Regions from separate parts of the Homo sapiens genome. Here region 1 is linked to region 2. Evidence: read pairs that join two places in POLR2A ChIA-PET (ENCODE). Cell type or tissue: OCI-LY7. All regions are shown on one strand.

Region 1 (8,000 bases), 1.6 Mb before region 2:
GCGAAACCCCCTCTCTACTAAAACTACAAAAATTCGCCGAGCGTAGTGGTGCATGCCTGTAATCCCAGCTACTCGGGAGGCTGAGGTAGGAGAATCTTGAAGCTGGGAGGCGGAGGTTGCAGTGACCCAAGATCACATCAGTGCACTCCAGCCTGGGGGACAGAGTGAGACTCCGTCTCAAAAAGAGAAAAAAAGAAAGGTTCTTTTATTATTGGAAGAGAAACAGATGATGAAGGAAAGGAGACATATTCAAGTTCAATGCCAGATCTGAAAATGTCATGTGTTGTCAGTATTGAGAAAAAAATATATAGACTCTAATTCACAAACCTAACTCCAAGGCTAAGTCCTCAAAGAGGAAAGCAAGTGGAGGACTTAAGTTACTTAAAGTGCGGGATACAGCTGCGGGCAGTAGCACATGCCTGGGGTCCCCACTACTTGGGAGGCTGAGGTGGGAGGATCACTTGAGCACAGCAGGTCCAGGCTACAGTGAGCCATGATCACACAGCTGCACTCCATCCTGGGTGATGGAATGAGACCCTGTATCTTAAAAAAATGAAATAAATACAGAATACTTATTTAAAACATGGGCCAGGTATAGTGGCTCGTGTAATCCCAGCACTTTGGGAGGCTGAGGTGGGCGGATCACTTGAAGTTAGGAGTTTGAGACCAGTCTGGCCAACATGGCAAAACCCCATCTCTACAAAAAATACAAAAATAGAAATTAAACTGGCATGGTGATGCGTGCTTGAGCTCCCAGCTCGGGAGGCTGGGCACGAGAATCGCTTGAACCCAGAAGGCAGAGGGTGCAGTGAGCCAAGATTGCACCACTGCACTCCAGCCTGGGTGACAGAGTGAGACAATACCTGAAAAACAAAAAACAAAAACAAAAAAAGGGAATTCGCAGAAATCTAATGACAATGACAGACCCTCCCCATGTTTTATTTCTAATGATAATCTTGTGAGGGAAACTTAACATTACCAACCTAAAGAAGACCCTTGAAGCGCAGTGGGGAAAGCACGGGTGTCTCCATCACACTGGTCTCCTGGGTATCCACGTAGAGAGGATGAGCCTCGACCACCCCCACACACGCACACACCATGCACTTGGATCCACGTGACATGGACTGTGGATGTAAGAACGTGAAAGGTAAAACAAAATTCTAGAAGAAAGCACGGGAGAAAATCTTCATGAGTAGGCATCGATTTCTTCCACGGGAGCCAAAAGCCACTAATCACAAACAATTGAGAAATTAGACCTCACTGAAATTAATAACATCTGTTTATTAATGGACACGCTGATGGAGACAGTGAAAACTCCTCATAGATGAGGAAAAGACAACACAATTTAAAGCTGGACAAGAGCCGGGAACAGACGCCTCCTTACACAGGACATCCCAGGACTAATCAATGTGGGGAAAGGTGCTCACGTCATTGCATTAGCATCACAACTTCAAGAAAATGCTCGTTAAAACCAGAGTGACTTGCACCAGCACCCGCCCCAGAACGGCCGAATGCCCATCAGTGCTGGCAAGTCTGAAGCAGTCTGGCCTCACACCCTGCGTGTAGGAGTATGCAGCTCTTTGGCAATCTCTTCTGTTTTGCTTTGTTTGTTTTTAACCATCGAACTGCAGAAGATAATATTTTCTGAGGCTCAGCCTGTACATACCCTCTGACCCAGCAGCCTGCAGCCCTCGTTCTACCCAGGAGAGCTGAGTGCATCTGTCCACACCGACAGACGTGTCCATAGCCACTTTGGTCATAATCTCCCAAAACAAGAATCAGCCCAGTGTCCATCTACAGGGGCATGGATCAGTGGAGGCCTAATCGTACAGGGCCCCAAACAGCTGTGAAAACAGACATAGTACTGCTACCTGGAAGAAGCTTACATTTTGTTGAGTGAAAGAAGCCAGACACTAAAAAGGGCATACTGGCCGGGCACGGTGGCTCACGCCTGTAATCCCAGCACTTTGGGAGGCCGAGGCGGGCGGATCACGAGGTCAGGAGATTGAGACCATCCTGGCTAACATGGTGAAACACCGTCTCTACTAAAAATACAAAAAATTAGCCGGGTGTGGTGGTGGGCGCCTGTAGTCCCAGCTACTCGGGAGGCTGAGGCGGGAGAATGGCATGAACCCAGGAGGCGGAGCTTGCAGTGAGCCGAGACCGCGCCACGGCACTCCAGCCTGGGCGACAGAGCGGGACTCCGTCTAAAAAAAAAAAGAGGGCCTACTGTGTGCCTCCAGTTCTGTGAGGGTCAGAAGCTGATCCACAGTAATGGCTGCCAAGCAGTGCTTACCTTGAGAGAGGGAATAGCAGGAAAGCCACACGACGAGCCTTCTAGGATACTGGGGATATTCTCTCTATAGATCTGGATGTGTATATGATGTGTACATTCACCAAGGTGTACACATGAGATATGTACACTTCTCTGTATTCCATTACACCTTGGTTTTTGAAAAGACAGAAACAGCATGCTCAGCTTATTAAGAACCTGAATATTTTCAGACAAAAAGTATGTCTAGTGTTAGTCCACTTTTTTTTTTTTTTAGTTTTAGACTCACAGAGCCCTCTTAGGGTCATATTTAGTTGTATATCATCTGACAAAAGAGGGAATGGCTCACCCAGCTGCTACAGTCAGTCTTGTAGCCTTTGTAAGATTTGATGATAAATCATACAATAAATTAAAACTTTCGGCTGGGCACAGTGGCTCACGCCCATAATCCCAGCACTTTGGGAGGCCGAGGCGGAGGATCACTTGAGCCCAGGAGTTCAGATGAGCCTGGCCAACATAGTGAGACTCTGTCTCTATTTAAAAAAAAGAAGAAAAAAAAAGTCTGGGTGTGGTGGCTCACGCCTGTAATCCCAGCACTTTGGGAGGCTGAGGCGAGCGGATCACAAGGCCAGGAGATCAAGACCATGCTGGCTAACACAGTGAAACCCCGTCTCTACTAAAAATACAAAAAATTAGCCAGGCGTGGTGGCGGGCGCCTGTAGTCCCAGATACTCGAGAGGCTGAGGCAGGAGAATGGCGTGAACCCGGGAGGCAGAGCTTGCAGTGAGCCGAGATTGTGCCACTGCACTCCAGCCTGGGCGACAGAGCGAGACTCCGTCTCAAAAAAAAAAAAAAAACCCCAAATCTTAACTCTTACTGCTAAGTGACTGCTTTATCGAAACTGTTCTGTTTCGGGACATTTGATTCTGGTAGAGATTTTGAGACCTGCTTTGAAGAGGACACCAACATTTCAGTCACACAGCAATGCTCCTGTCTTACCTGGGATCCATGTGGGAGGATGCCTCAGTGGGGGATTTGATCTGTGTTTTCAATTTAACCTCACATCTTACTGGAATGGATGGATTCACAGACCTGGGGGTCGCCCATTGGACTGGGAGTAACTACGTTGGAATTACAAGTAGGACAACAAAGATGACTATTAAAGAAAGCCTCCTGAGTGCTGGAAGCACAGCAGGCGTGGGTCTGTCCACTCACTGTAATGTGATTTGCACAGGAAAACATCACATAGGGCACATCAACTCAGGAAAGATAGTCGTTGAAAAGCTACCTCAGCTGGGCGTAGTGGTCACGCCTGTAATCCCAGAACTTTGTAAGGCTGTGAGGCTTGTGGATCCCTTGAGACCAAGAGTACGAGACCAACCTGAGCAAAACAGGGAGACCCCGCCTATGCAAAAAATACAAAAATTAGCCAGGCGTGGTGGTGCACTCCTGTTGACTCAGCTATTCAGGAAGCTGAGGCAGAAGGACCACAAGAAGTCAAGGCCGCAGTGGGGTATAATCACATCACTGCACTCCACCATGGGTGACAGAGGTGAGACCCTGTTGCAAAAAAAAAAAAAAAAAAAGCAAAAGAAAAGCTGCCTCCATTTAGCAATAATTTCAAACATGATGTTTGGGTACAAAATTGGTGTACTTAATGGATATTTCTGATATTCTTAACTAAATTTGAAGCTGTGAGGGAAGACAAACTCAGGGTCCACAGGGTGGGAAAAGTCCACAAGATCACCCTCAAGTGCCGTCATTCTCTAGGACCCCGAGAGCCCTAGCGGTTGTTACGCTTGCAGTTATGATTTATTACAGTGCAAGGCTACAGATTAAAATCAACCAAGGCAAGAGATGTATGGGGCCTCTTGGGGGCCAAGGTGGGCGGATCACTTGAGGTGATCTGGACGGTTCCAGACACAGGGCTTTCCTTTGTCTCCTCCCTGTGGAGTTGAAGACAGCGCTGATGTTCCCGGTGACGTTGACACAGAGCACTGCCAACCAGAGAAGCCTCCGTGTCCAGAGGTTTTTTTTTTTTTTTGGAGATGCAGTCTCACTCTGTCACTCAGGCTGGAGTGCAGTGGCACTATCTTGGCTCACTGTAACCTCTGCCTCCTGGGTTGAAGTGATTCTTCTGCCTCAGCCTCCTGAGCAACTGGGATTACAGGCTCGCGCCACCACGCCTGGCTAATTTTTGTATTTTTTAGTAGAGATGGGGTTTCACCATGTTGGCCAGGCTGGTCTCGAACTCCCGACCTTAAGTGATCCGCCCGCCTCAGCCTCCCGAAGTGTTGGGATTACAGGCATGAGCCACCGTACCCACCCTGTGTCCAGCATTTTTACTGGGACTTGGTCACAAAGACACAGCTGGCTACCCACGTGGCTGACCTCCATCTCCAGCCCCTCTGCAGGTGAGCAGAAACTACATAGCCCAAAGCCCCAACCTAGGACTGGTCCCAGACCCCACGTAAACAAAGACAGCCATTAGGTGTGACATTCTAAGGACTCAGAGATCACCTCCCAGGAGCCCCAGGCAAAAGCCAGACCTCATTTGGGGCGAAGTTACATTCTTTTTTATTATTATTATTATTTGCCCATCATTGTCTAGAAGTTACATTCTGTATGACACATCTGTCAGATCCCTGGAAGCTTCCTCGCCACCGACTGCATGGCAGGTGGTGCTCATGTCACTCGGCCCTTCCTTGGCCCCACACAGCTGCACCAGGCTGAGAAGAGCTTGAATGGAATAAAGTCAGACACAGCTAACAGCTCACTTTTTTGTCTCCAACTTTGAATTGCTCCTTTCCAAGAAAAGAAAAAAAACTTCTTTTTGTTTAATTGGATTTTTTTTTTTATTTATTTTTTGAGGCAGAGTCTCACTCTGTCACCCAGGCTGGAGTGCCATGGCACAATCTCGGCTCCCTGCAACCTCCACCTTCCAGGTTGAAGTGATTCTCCTGCCTCAGCCTCCCAAGTAGCTGGGATTACAGGTGCACACCACCATCATGCCTGGCCGGAATTTTTGTTTTTTAGTTGGCTCTCCAGAACCCTCTAAGTAGTTCAGCTCTGCAATTGAGTTAAATGTGAAGCCTGAAAAGAGACTGGCATCTGTGTAGACCTGAGTTCTAACAATTCAAAGAGTGAACACGGGACGTTGTCCTCTGGATTCGGTGTCAGGAGCCTGCCTCGCCGAGCTGGAGAGTGTGCCCATGACTGCAGGTGGGAGCCACATGGTCCGTCTAGGTGGCGACACCTGAGGACAGAAGTGGTTTAGCTGGGCACCCGCTGCTGTGTTGGGGCCAGACCCTTTTGGAGAGGCAGGGACGCCCTTCCTGTCAGGTGGAATCTTTTCAAATATTGCTTTTGATCGTTGGAGATACTTGCAGCCCCCTAGTTCGTGTTTTATTCTGGCAGAATTGTGTTTGACGTGACCTCTGTGTTGACCTCATCATACGTGTACAGTTGTCTTGCCTGGGAATCTTATACTCTGTTCTTCTGCACTCAGATTCACAGCCATGAGGCCGCTCCTCCCAAGGCCCTGGAGTGTGGCACTGCCAGCTGTCACAGCCACGGTCCTTTACATTGTATACACAGAGTGCAGTGACATGCCCCTCCTGCTCAGGGGCCACAGTAGGAACAGGCTGGAGTGTTCTGTGGTACCATGCCGGCAGTGCTGGCTTCTGCTGTCCAGGGGCTTGTGGTGGCTCCAGTGGGAAGGGCCACGTAAGCAGAACAGGAAGTGTGAGCAGTGTCCACTGGGAGGAGAGGGACAAGTGTCCCAGGCAGAGAGGACACAGTGCATGCAGAGGCTGGAGGGAGGCTAGGGGCTTGAGTGGGGCTGCGCCAGCACCAGGGGCCTCACAGGGGCCCTGGGCCACACACCTGCCCTTAGCCAAGGGCGTTTCTCCTTGGTGGTTTGAAATCTCAAACCACATTGAGGAACCTGCCAGAAATCGAAACCAGAATTAAGAAATTAAGTTACATGTAGGAGATTTTACTTTAAAATCAGAACATGCAGAAACGTTCTCTGTGGCTTCGGGTCAGGTTCGGGCTTGTGGGGCTGTACACTGCCAGTTGATACCTTCTTCCCTGGGTTCTGTGTTTTTTTTTTTTTTTTTGAGACAGAGTCTTGCTCTGTAGCCCAGGCTGGAGTGCAGTGGCACAGTCTTGGCTCACTGCAACCTCTGCCTCCCTCCCTGGGTTCTTTATAGCAGTCAGCAGCTGGTGGCTGAGGCATTTGGGGCACTGTGTCCAAGTGTCAAGGCCGCATGTGTGTCAGGGGGCACACCCTTGGTGTGCTTGGTAAGGGCTCAGAGAAGGGCATCTGCTGGTCCATGTGGGCTCAGCCAGCAGCCTGCTAAAGACCACCCCGCCAGCCACCAGCCTGCCTGCGACAGTGATAGGGCAGAGATGCTGCTACAATAAAGACCATGCGGGCCAGGCGCAGGCGCTCACATCTGTAATCCCAGCACTTTGGGAGGCCAAGCCGGGCTGATCACTTGAGCTCAGAAGTTTGAGAACAGCTTGGCCAACGTGGCAAAAACCCCGTCTCTATTAAAATACAAAAATTAGCCAGGCATGGTGGCACTCGCCTGTAATCCCAGCTACTTGGGAGGCTGAGGCAGGAGAATCGCTTGAACCCAGGAGGAGGTTTCGGTGAGCCAAGATTGCACCACTGCACTCCAGCCTGGGTGACAGTGAGACTACGTCTCAAAAAAAAAGACTGTGCTAGACGGTGGTGTTGAACTTGAACTTGATGCTTGTGCTGAGGTCAGGAGACACGTGCACAGCTTCAGGGCTAGAGGGGCACAATGGCTGCAGACTATGCTCGGGCAGCTCGGAAAGACGGTGACGGGTCCAGGCTGCCGCAGCTAAGCCTCACAAGAGCTCTGGCCCCACCAGGCGGGCCCTCTGGGTTCCATTCCCACTCCCCACTGCCTGGAGGCAGCAGCCCTGTGGTTACTGTAGGAGGGACCTGAATGCAGTGAAGATCTGCACTCCACACCTGTCTCTGTGCCTCAGTCTCCACGTCTGCAGCACAGGGGCCTGACTGAAATAACGTGGCCAGGCACACAGCCCAGACGCCAGCACTGTGTGCACTGTGGGAGGGGACGATGGTCCCTAGCCCAGGGCCTGAGCTGCTGCCTTGCCAATTCGTGGTGACAGCTTTGGCCTGGGTCTGGCAGGGGCTGGCTGCTACTGCTGAAGGCCTGTCTGCACTGTTTCCCTGCCTTTCCACAAGCACTGTCCCTCCTGGCTCTTCAGAGTTGAGTGGTTATACCTTGTGCAAGAAAAACAATGAAACAGATTGTCTGAATGTTTCAGACCTGCCTGAAACATTCTGCAGGAGAGGTCATCCCAAGGCTTGAAAGTGTTTGTCACACTCCTTCAAGCCCCCAGGGCAGGGCCCCTGAGGGAAGGGTGCAGGTGGAGGGTGGGCAGGAGTGGGAGCCATTCCTTGGGGACAGGGGGGCTCCTCAGGGCTGTCTGGCCCTTGGCCTGTGGTTCCAGGTCTATGGTCTGCTTGGCACATAGCCTGGACCCTGGTGCTGTGCAGGCACTGGCTGGATGAGGGCACCGAGCAGATGAGCCCCAGGCATGCCCACTTATGGGCATAGGCTGGGTGCAGGGCACTGGGTCCAACATAACCATGGCAGAGGGCTCAGGGGGCCTAAAAGTCATGGATGGAGTTGCCCACGCAGCCTGCGGTCAGGTTCCCTGTGGA
Region 2 (8,000 bases):
CGATCTCGGCCCACTGCAACCTCTGACTCCCGGACTCAGGTCATCCTCCCACCCCAGCATTCCGACTAGTGTGCACCATCGTGCCCAGCTAATTTTTTTATGAGGGTCACTTTTTTTTTTTTTTTTTTTTTTGAGACAGAGTCTCGCTCTGTCGCCCAGGCTGGAGTGCAGTGGCGCAATCTCGGCTCACTGCAAGCTCTGCCTCCCAGGTTCATGCCATTCTCCTGCCTCAGCCTCCCGAGTAACTGGGACTACAGGTGCCCGCCACCACACCCGGCTAATTTTTTCTGTTTTTAGTAGAGATGGGGTTTCACCGTGTTAGCCAGGATGGTCTCGATCTCCTGAACTCGTGACCCGCCCGCCTTGGCCTCCCAAAGTGCCAGGATTACAGGCGTGAGCCACTGCGCCCGGCCGAGGGTCACTTCTTAAGCGTCACCCATGGACAAGATTTCGGTCACCAGGCAGAGTTAGACACAGTTTCATCCTTCCTCAGCCACTTTTGTCTAATGGGATAGTGAGCCCGGTTCGTGCCCTCACAAGTCTCCAAAGCCTTCACATGCTGCATAACGCTCTGTTCTTCCTTCCCTTATAGCTGCAGCTGTCACCTCCACCTCCTCTGGGAAGCCTTCCCTGAACTCCCACTGGGTCAGTGGCCTCTTCTGGGACCCAGGGCTGACGTCTCTTTCCCTCCTGCAAGAATGTGAGACCCTGGGTGTCATCTGTATCTCAAACACACCCTCCTAACAGTGCATACGGCCAACAGGATTATTCACTCACTCTACAATTCATGTAGTCTATTCTCTATGGTGGGCTCCGTGCTAGGCACTAAGGATTTAGTGGTGAACAAGACCAAGATGTGGACCCTGCCCTACTGGAGCCCACAATCTGATTGGGAAGATAGAAAGTTAACAATAGTGGTGAGTGCTATCAGGCCTTTTTTGTTTTTTGTTTTTTTTGGAGACAGAGTTTCGCTCTTGTTGCCCAGGCTGGAGTGCAATGGCGCGATCTCCACTCATCGCAACCTCTGCCTCCCAGTTTCAAGCAATTCTCCTGCCTCAGCCTCCCGAGTAGCTGGGATTACAGGCATGAGCCATCACGCCCGGCTAATTCTTGTATTTTTAGTAGAGATGGGGTTTCACTATGTTGGTCAGGCTAGTCTCGAACTCCTGACCTCAGGTGATCTGCCTGCCTCGGCCTCCCAAAGTGCTGGGATTACAGGTGTGAGCCACCGCGCCCAGCGCAATCAGGATTTAAACAGGATAATTTGAGTCTTTAGGTGGAGGAGTTCGGGATTTTAGTTGGAGGGATGGGTGAAGGACGCCAAGGAGGTGAGATTTGAGCCAAAGCCAGAAGGCTGAGAAAATCCCCGTATGTGAAGATGCAGAGAGGCCATTTCCTGCACATGGGAAGACAGAACAGCAAAAGCCGTGAGGCTGGAATGAGCCTACCTTGTTGGAGGAGACAGACATCCTCCTTGACATCCTCGCTTGGACCTCAAAGTTGCCCCCTCAGCTCCCTCTCCACCTATCCCTGATCTTTCTGCATCTCAGCAAACGGCCCCACCCTCCACTCATCCACTAGACTGAAAAATAGGGATTGGGGCTGGGCGCGGTGGCTCACACCTGTAATCCCAGCACTTTGGGATGCCAAGGAGGGCAGATCACCTGAGGTTAGGAGTTAGAGACCAGCCTGGACAACATGGCGAAACCCCGTCTCTACTAAAAAATACAAAAATTAGCCGGGTGTGGTGGCGCACACCCATAATCCCAGCTACTCAGGAGGCTGAGGCAGGAGAATCACTTGAACCCGGGAGGTGGAGGTTGCAGTGAGCTGAGATGGTGCCACTGCACTCCAGCCTGGGCAACAGAGCGAAACTCCGTCTCAAAAATAGATAAATAAAAATTAAAAATGAGGAGCGCAGCTTGCTGTCTCCCCTTTTCTCACACCCCACATCCATCCTTCTCAGCATGTCTGCCAACCTCTACCTATAAAGTAGGTCCGAAATCCAGGTGTTTTCTTTATCCCCATAGCCTGCAAGCTGGCTTTGGTATCCTCCAACCCATCTCCCACCTAACAGCTAAAATCAGAGAGCTTTTTTTTTTTTTTTTTTTTTTTTGAGACGGAGTCTTGCTCTGTCGCCCAGGCTGGAGTGTAGTGGTGTGATTTCGGCTCACTACAAGCTCCACCTCCCGGGTTCACGCCAGTCTCCTGCCTCAGCCTCCCAAGTAGCTGGGACTACAGGCGCCCGCCACACGCCCAGCTAATTTTTTGTATTTTTAGTAGAGACGGGGTTTCACCATGTTAGCCAGGATGGTCTTGATCTCCTGACCTCGTGATCCGCCCACCTCAGCCTCCCAAAGTGCTGGGATTACAGGCATGAGCCACCGTGCCCAGCCGCTGAGCTTTTTTTTTTGATGCAGGGTCTCACTCTGTCACCAGGGCTGGAGTGCAGTGGGACAATCACACCTCACTGCAGCTTCGACCTCCTGGCCTCAAGTGATCCTCCCACTTCAGCCTCCCCAGTAGCTGGGACTACAGGTGCATGCCACAGCTCTTTAACCATAAATCAAACATGTCACTGTTAAAACCTCCTAATGGTAGCTTCCCCCTGGGAGTAAAATCCAAGCTTTTCACAGTGGCCTTAAAGGGCACCTCTCAACCTCCCTGCTGCCATCTCCCACCATGCTGGCCCTCCCTCCCTCTCTCCTCTCCAGCTACACAGACCTCTTTGCTATTCCTGGAACCCACCAAGCTCTTTTTTGTCCAAGGAGTCAGGTACTTGCCGCTCCTTCTGCCTAGAACACCCCATTTCTCAGTTCCTTCTCCTCCTTTGGGCCTAAGTTCAAATGTCACCTCCTCTGAGAGGCCTGCCCTGACCACTCCTCTCCCCTTTACTTTGATTTTATTCTTCTTTCATATGCCCTTTCACATGTATACTCTTTCACTGAGTACATTTTCTGTTGTCCATCCCTGCCTAACTAGAAAGGCAGCTCCATGAGGGCAAGGTTTTGTCTTGTTTCATTGCTAATTTGGGTTTTTGCACAGTGCTGGGCACATATTAGAATCTCGGGGCAGGGCTCAGTGGCTTATGCCTATAATTCCTTTGGAAGGCCAAGGCAAGAGGATCGTTTGAGGCCAGGAGTTCAAGACCAGCCTGGGCAACATAGTAAGAACCATCTCTACAAAAAGTTAAAAACATAAATTAGCAGGGCACGGTGGCTCACGCCTATAATTCTAGCTAATCAGGAGGCTGAGTTGAGAGGATCACTTGAGCCCAGGAGTTTGAAGTTACAGTGAGCTATGATTGTACCACTGCACTCCAGCCTGGACGACAGAGCGAGAACCTGGGCTTAAAAAAAGAAAAGAAGGCCAGGCACGATGGCTCACACCTGTAATCCCAGCACTTTGGGAGGCCGAAGCAGGTGGATCACTTGAGGTCAGGAGTTCGAGACCAGCCTGGCCAACATGGTGAAACCCCTTCTCTACTAAAAATACAAAAATTAGCCAGGTGTGGCCGGGCGCAGTGGCTCATGCCTGTAATCCCAGCACTTTGGGAGGCTGAGGCAAGTGGATCACCTGAGATCAGGAGTTCAAGACCAGCCTGACCAACATGGTGAAACCTCATCTCTACTAAAAATACAAAAAATTAGCCGAGCATGGTGGCACATGCCTGTAATCCCAGCTACTCGAGAGGCTGAGGCAGAAGAATCGCTTGAACCCAGAAGGCGGAGGTTGCAGTGAGCCGAAATCACGCTATTGCACTCTAGCCTGGGCAACAAGAGCGAAATACCATCTCAAAAAAAAAAAAAAAAAAAAAATTAGCCGGGTGTGGTAGCATACGCCTGTAATCCCAGCTACTCAGGAGGCTGAGGCAGGAGAATCACTTGAGCCCGGGAGGTGGAGGTTGAAAGTGAGCTGAGATCGCACCACTGCACTCCAACATGGGTGATAGAGCAAGACTCTCTCTCAAAAAAAAAAAAAAAAAAAAAAAAAAGAACGAAGGCATTGGAGATTTGAGCCTGAGCAGTGGCGACAACAGGAGGAGAGGCAAGGCTGCATGTTGGAGATGGCAGAGGCTGACAAAGCAGATGTGTTGGGAACAGTTAGCAGGAGATCCAGCAGGCCAGGGGGAGGCCAGGGCCTCCTCACTCCCCCAGCCAAGGCACCTAGCCCACAGGGACCCAGGTGACACATGACACCAGAGGAGCCACAGGGCCTCCTGGGGCAGGGACCCCCTCAGCCGAGGCAGCAGCTGCTGCTGCAGCTGGTGACATTTCACTCCATGAGAGCCCTGGCTTCAAAGTCTTTGCAGGGGTAGCCGAGGGAGAAAAGGGGGTTGAAGAGGACAGGCTGGGTTGGGGAGGGAGCCACAGCAGGGTGGCCACCAGAGGACCAGGCAGCCAGAGGTGACTTGGGCCGGAGCCCTTAGCCGAGGTGTGTGGGCCTGATGGGTCCAGGAGCAGCCACCCTCATCCTGCAGCCCCCAAGGAACATAGAAGGAGGTGTGGGAACCCTCGGGCAGCCCTAGGCTCCCCCTAGGGGACTGAGGTTGGGCCTGCTGCCCACGGCCTGCCCACTTTACCCAGATGTCCAGCAAGGTGGCCATCAACAGTGACATTGGGCAGGCCCTCTGGGCAGTGGAGCAGCTCCAGATGGAGGCAGGCATCGACCAAGTGAAGGTGAGGGTCGGGGCCAGTGCAGGAGGCGGGAAGAGGTGGGAACACATGGGCCAGGGGACAGGTGCATGCCTGGGTCTGGTCTGGCTGAACCAGTTGGTCTGCAGGTGTCCAAAGATGGCCGCCGATCTGCTGAAGTTCTGCACGGAGCAGGCCAAGAATGACCCCTTCCTTGTGGGCATCCCGGCCGCCACCAACTCCTTCAAGGAGAAGAAGCCCTATGCCATCCTATGAACCCAGGGCAATGCCACCCTGTGGCCTGGGCAAACCAGGGGGCCTCAATAAACATGAAGTGAATACTTCTCAGGGCATGGCTGAGCTGGGCTGAGATGGGAGACCAGAGGGACTTTGGGCTTGCAGGGGCCAGGTGCGTACCTGGCCCAGCCTCCCTCCCTGCCTGCCCCCGGGGTCACAGCCACAGCAGCACACACACACCCTGGAGCCCCAGACGGAGAGCACGCCATCCCTCTTGCCCTCGCCAGCACCCATGGGATAGCCTGAGCAGGTACCCTTTCCCACCGTGCAGACAAATGGCCAGGATTTGAGTCATAATCTATACACCACACGCGTCACACATCACACACACACGTGACATCATAGACACAGATGCCCACGATCCTCAGGACTCTCCCTCTTCAAATGCACAGCAACAGCTGACATGCACCCCCAGCCCAGACTTGCTATCTCTCCCAGTCACTCCCATGCAGGCCCGCAGCCCCACAGCCCCAAGCAGGCACAGGCAGAACCCCAGCAGGCAAACCACACTCACACTCCAGGCCCAAGCACCAACATGTCAGGTTTATTTCTCCTTCGCTCTCAACTGAGAGCGGGGCATCCAAATCATAACAAAACCAGGGCCCAAGAGTGGGAAGCGGCCCCCTGGGTGGGCCTGAACCCCAATTTCACCCTTCCCCCGGGCATAGGGCCCAGGCCAGGACGCTCACCCGAATGTGGCTGGGACTCCTTGTGCCCTAGGCCCACGGGGCGGAGGCAGCACCAACATTGGGGATGGTCCCCCAAGAACAGAGGAGGAAGCCCAGCCTCCGGCAGGCAGTATCCACATCCACGCCCACCTGCTCAGGCCTGCAGCCTCCAGACCTCTAGCGACAGGTCTCCAGAGCCGGCCACCACCAGGTTGCCCTCAGCACAGACCTGGGAAGGGGGAGGAACATGAGGAGTCAGGGACGATGGCGCTCTGGCCAGCTGGGCAGGGCACATGGGGCAGGACCTTACCCTATTGAGCCCATTGTCATGCCTTCGGGTGCAAATGGTCCTTGGTGGGTCTGTGGGCACGTGCACCTAGTGAGGGGCAATGGGCGAGGTCAAGAGGTGTGCCCCTGGCTGATGGAGGTAGGGGAGAGGCAGGGACTGTCCTGGGGTGGGGGCTGGGCAGGAGCCTCACCCGGATGGTCTTGTCAGTGGATGTGGTGTACAAGGCTCCCACGGAGTACTGGATCCCAGTGATGGGAAAGCTGTGGCCCACATCAAAGGACTGCAGGAGGAGGATCAGGCAACACTCAGTCGAGGCTCTCCCAAGGCCCGCCCTCCCCCACACCACCAGGGGCTCGGGTAGGAAGGAAGCCCGGGGGGAGGGACAGTCAGGGGCAGGAGCTCCAGCAGACCCGGATAAGCTGGAAGCAGCCGTTGCGGTTGGCGAAGACGTGCAGCAGGCCCTGGTTGTCACCAGCCCAGAGCTGGGGTTCCTGGTAGGACATGCAGAGCAGGTAGGAGTCCAGCTACGAGAGGGACAAGGGACGGGACAGCTCAGGCCGGGCTGGGCCTGCAACAGTCCCCATCCCTCCAGGCCCCTGGGGAGGGCCCACCTGCAGACGCTGCAGGACGCTGTTGGCTCGGCGGTCCACCACCACCAGGGTGTGGTCCTCGCTGCCTGAGATGATGTGCCGGTCATCCGCCAGCAGGGTCAGCACGGGTCTGGAGTGTAGTTGCTGGTGCTTCAACAGGGCTGGGCCGGCTTCATGGGTGATGGGCCGGTGAGGAGGGATATCAGAGCCCCTCGAAGGCCCCCCCCAGCCCATGAGAGCATCCCGGGTCTCCATCCTGTCTGGCAAAACCCTCGATCTGCTCATTCCCCCACCCCACAGAGTGACCCATCTCTCCTCTCCCGCCTCAGGTAAATCCAGGCTTCCACAGGAGCCCCAGGCCTCTGCCCATCCCCGTCCACATCCCATATCCCTCCTCCGATCCCATCTACTGTTCTTAGCACAGAGCTGACCAAGGTGGTCTCAGTCTTGCATCCACCCTCAGGTTGGCCTGAAACATGCCTATCCCGCAGCCCCGCTCCAGCTCTGCCTGGACAAGGTACACTGGCCCTTCAATTAACAAAAGTAGAATGAATAAATAGGCCAGGCACAGTGGCTCACACCTGTAATCTCAGAATTTTGGGAGGCTGATATGGGCAGATCATCCGAGCCCAGGAGTTCAAGATCACCTTGGGCAACGTGGCAAGACCCCGTTCTCCATTTAAAAAAAAGAAAAATGGCCGGGCGCGGTGGCTCACATCTGTAATCCCTGCACTTTGGGAAGCTGAGGTGGGTGGATCACCTGAGGTCAGGAGTTCATGACCAGCCTGGCCAACATGGTGAAACCTTGTCTCTACTGCCTCAGCCTCTGGAGTAGCTGGGACTACAGGTAGGCGCCACCACATCCAGCATAAAAAAACGTAGTTAATCCACCACTGTTCCTATTATCATCTTCCCCCATTAACCCCATGGGGCTGCTGTGGTATTATTATCTGGATTTCAAAGATGGGGAAACCGAGGTTCAAGCTTGTCTGGAGGTCACACAGCTAGGCAGTGGGACAGCCAGAACTCTAACCCGCCCCCAGGGCTGCCCAAGCTTCACCTTCACCCGCTGCCCAAGTTGCCTGTATTGTACCAGCACAGCATGGCCACTCTGAGTGGTGAGTATTTGGTTAAGTGACTATGACCCCAGCCAGGCTGTGAAGCCCCAGTGTCTCCTTCCCTAACATGACATCTCCCAACCTGGGCCCCAGGACCCTTGGCCCACCTCTGGGGTCGTAGATGGTCACCTTCTTGTCATAGGTGCCAGTCACCAGGATGTCAGGCAGGTAGGAGAGGCACAGCACGGCTGAGCTGGCCCTAGGGACACACAGACCACAGGGCTTTGGCTGTGGCCAGACAGGGTCCTATCCCCGCAGGCCCCCTGCCCAGGCCCCCACACACTTTATCTCGCCGAACTGCTGCCCATCCGCTGCCATGTCCCAGAGCTTCACTGTGCTGTCCCAGGAGCCGGAGCACACGCGGTGGTCCTGCGCTGCCAGTGACCACACCCAGCCCTGCAGGA

What was found. Peaks named below come from ENCODE experiments on the same cell type or tissue, not always from the same donor. Only the 100,000 strongest peaks of a DNase experiment are listed, where the experiment ranks them.
Region 1: POLR2A ChIA-PET joins it to region 2 with 14 read pairs; 2 of 35 experiments call an interaction of 5 or more read pairs at or near these places.

What each region holds. Positions count from the first base shown.
Region 1 is chr19:11,043,110-11,051,109 of GRCh38, forward strand. All of the region lies in intron 30 of SMARCA4 (SWI/SNF related BAF chromatin remodeling complex subunit ATPase 4), which reads left to right. Among named protein-coding and RNA genes, the nearest start is that of LDLR, 42 kb to the right of the region's middle. RefSeq lists enhancers at 3,241-3,290, 5,888-5,937, 6,028-6,317. In OCI-LY7, a CTCF peak has its summit at 5,490; DNase peaks (open chromatin) are centred at 3,682, 4,962, 6,182, 6,502 and 2 weaker places; H3K4me3 peaks cover 3,023 bases; H3K27ac peaks cover 5,741 bases.
Region 2 is chr19:12,683,463-12,691,462 of GRCh38, forward strand. It overlaps GNG14 (G protein subunit gamma 14), which reads left to right and starts at 4,536. Exons shown (of 1, transcript NM_001316692.2): 1 at 4,536-4,960. The coding sequence starts at 4,587. The coding sequence ends at 4,910. It overlaps FBXW9 (F-box and WD repeat domain containing 9), which reads right to left. Exons shown (of 10, transcript NM_032301.3): 4 at 7,880-7,992; 5 at 7,704-7,795; 6 at 6,500-6,648; 7 at 6,299-6,412; 8 at 6,079-6,168; 9 at 5,910-5,975; 10 at 5,454-5,828. The coding sequence ends at 5,754. RefSeq lists an enhancer at 1-161. In OCI-LY7, no CTCF peak of the experiment used is centred here; no DNase peak of the experiment used is centred here.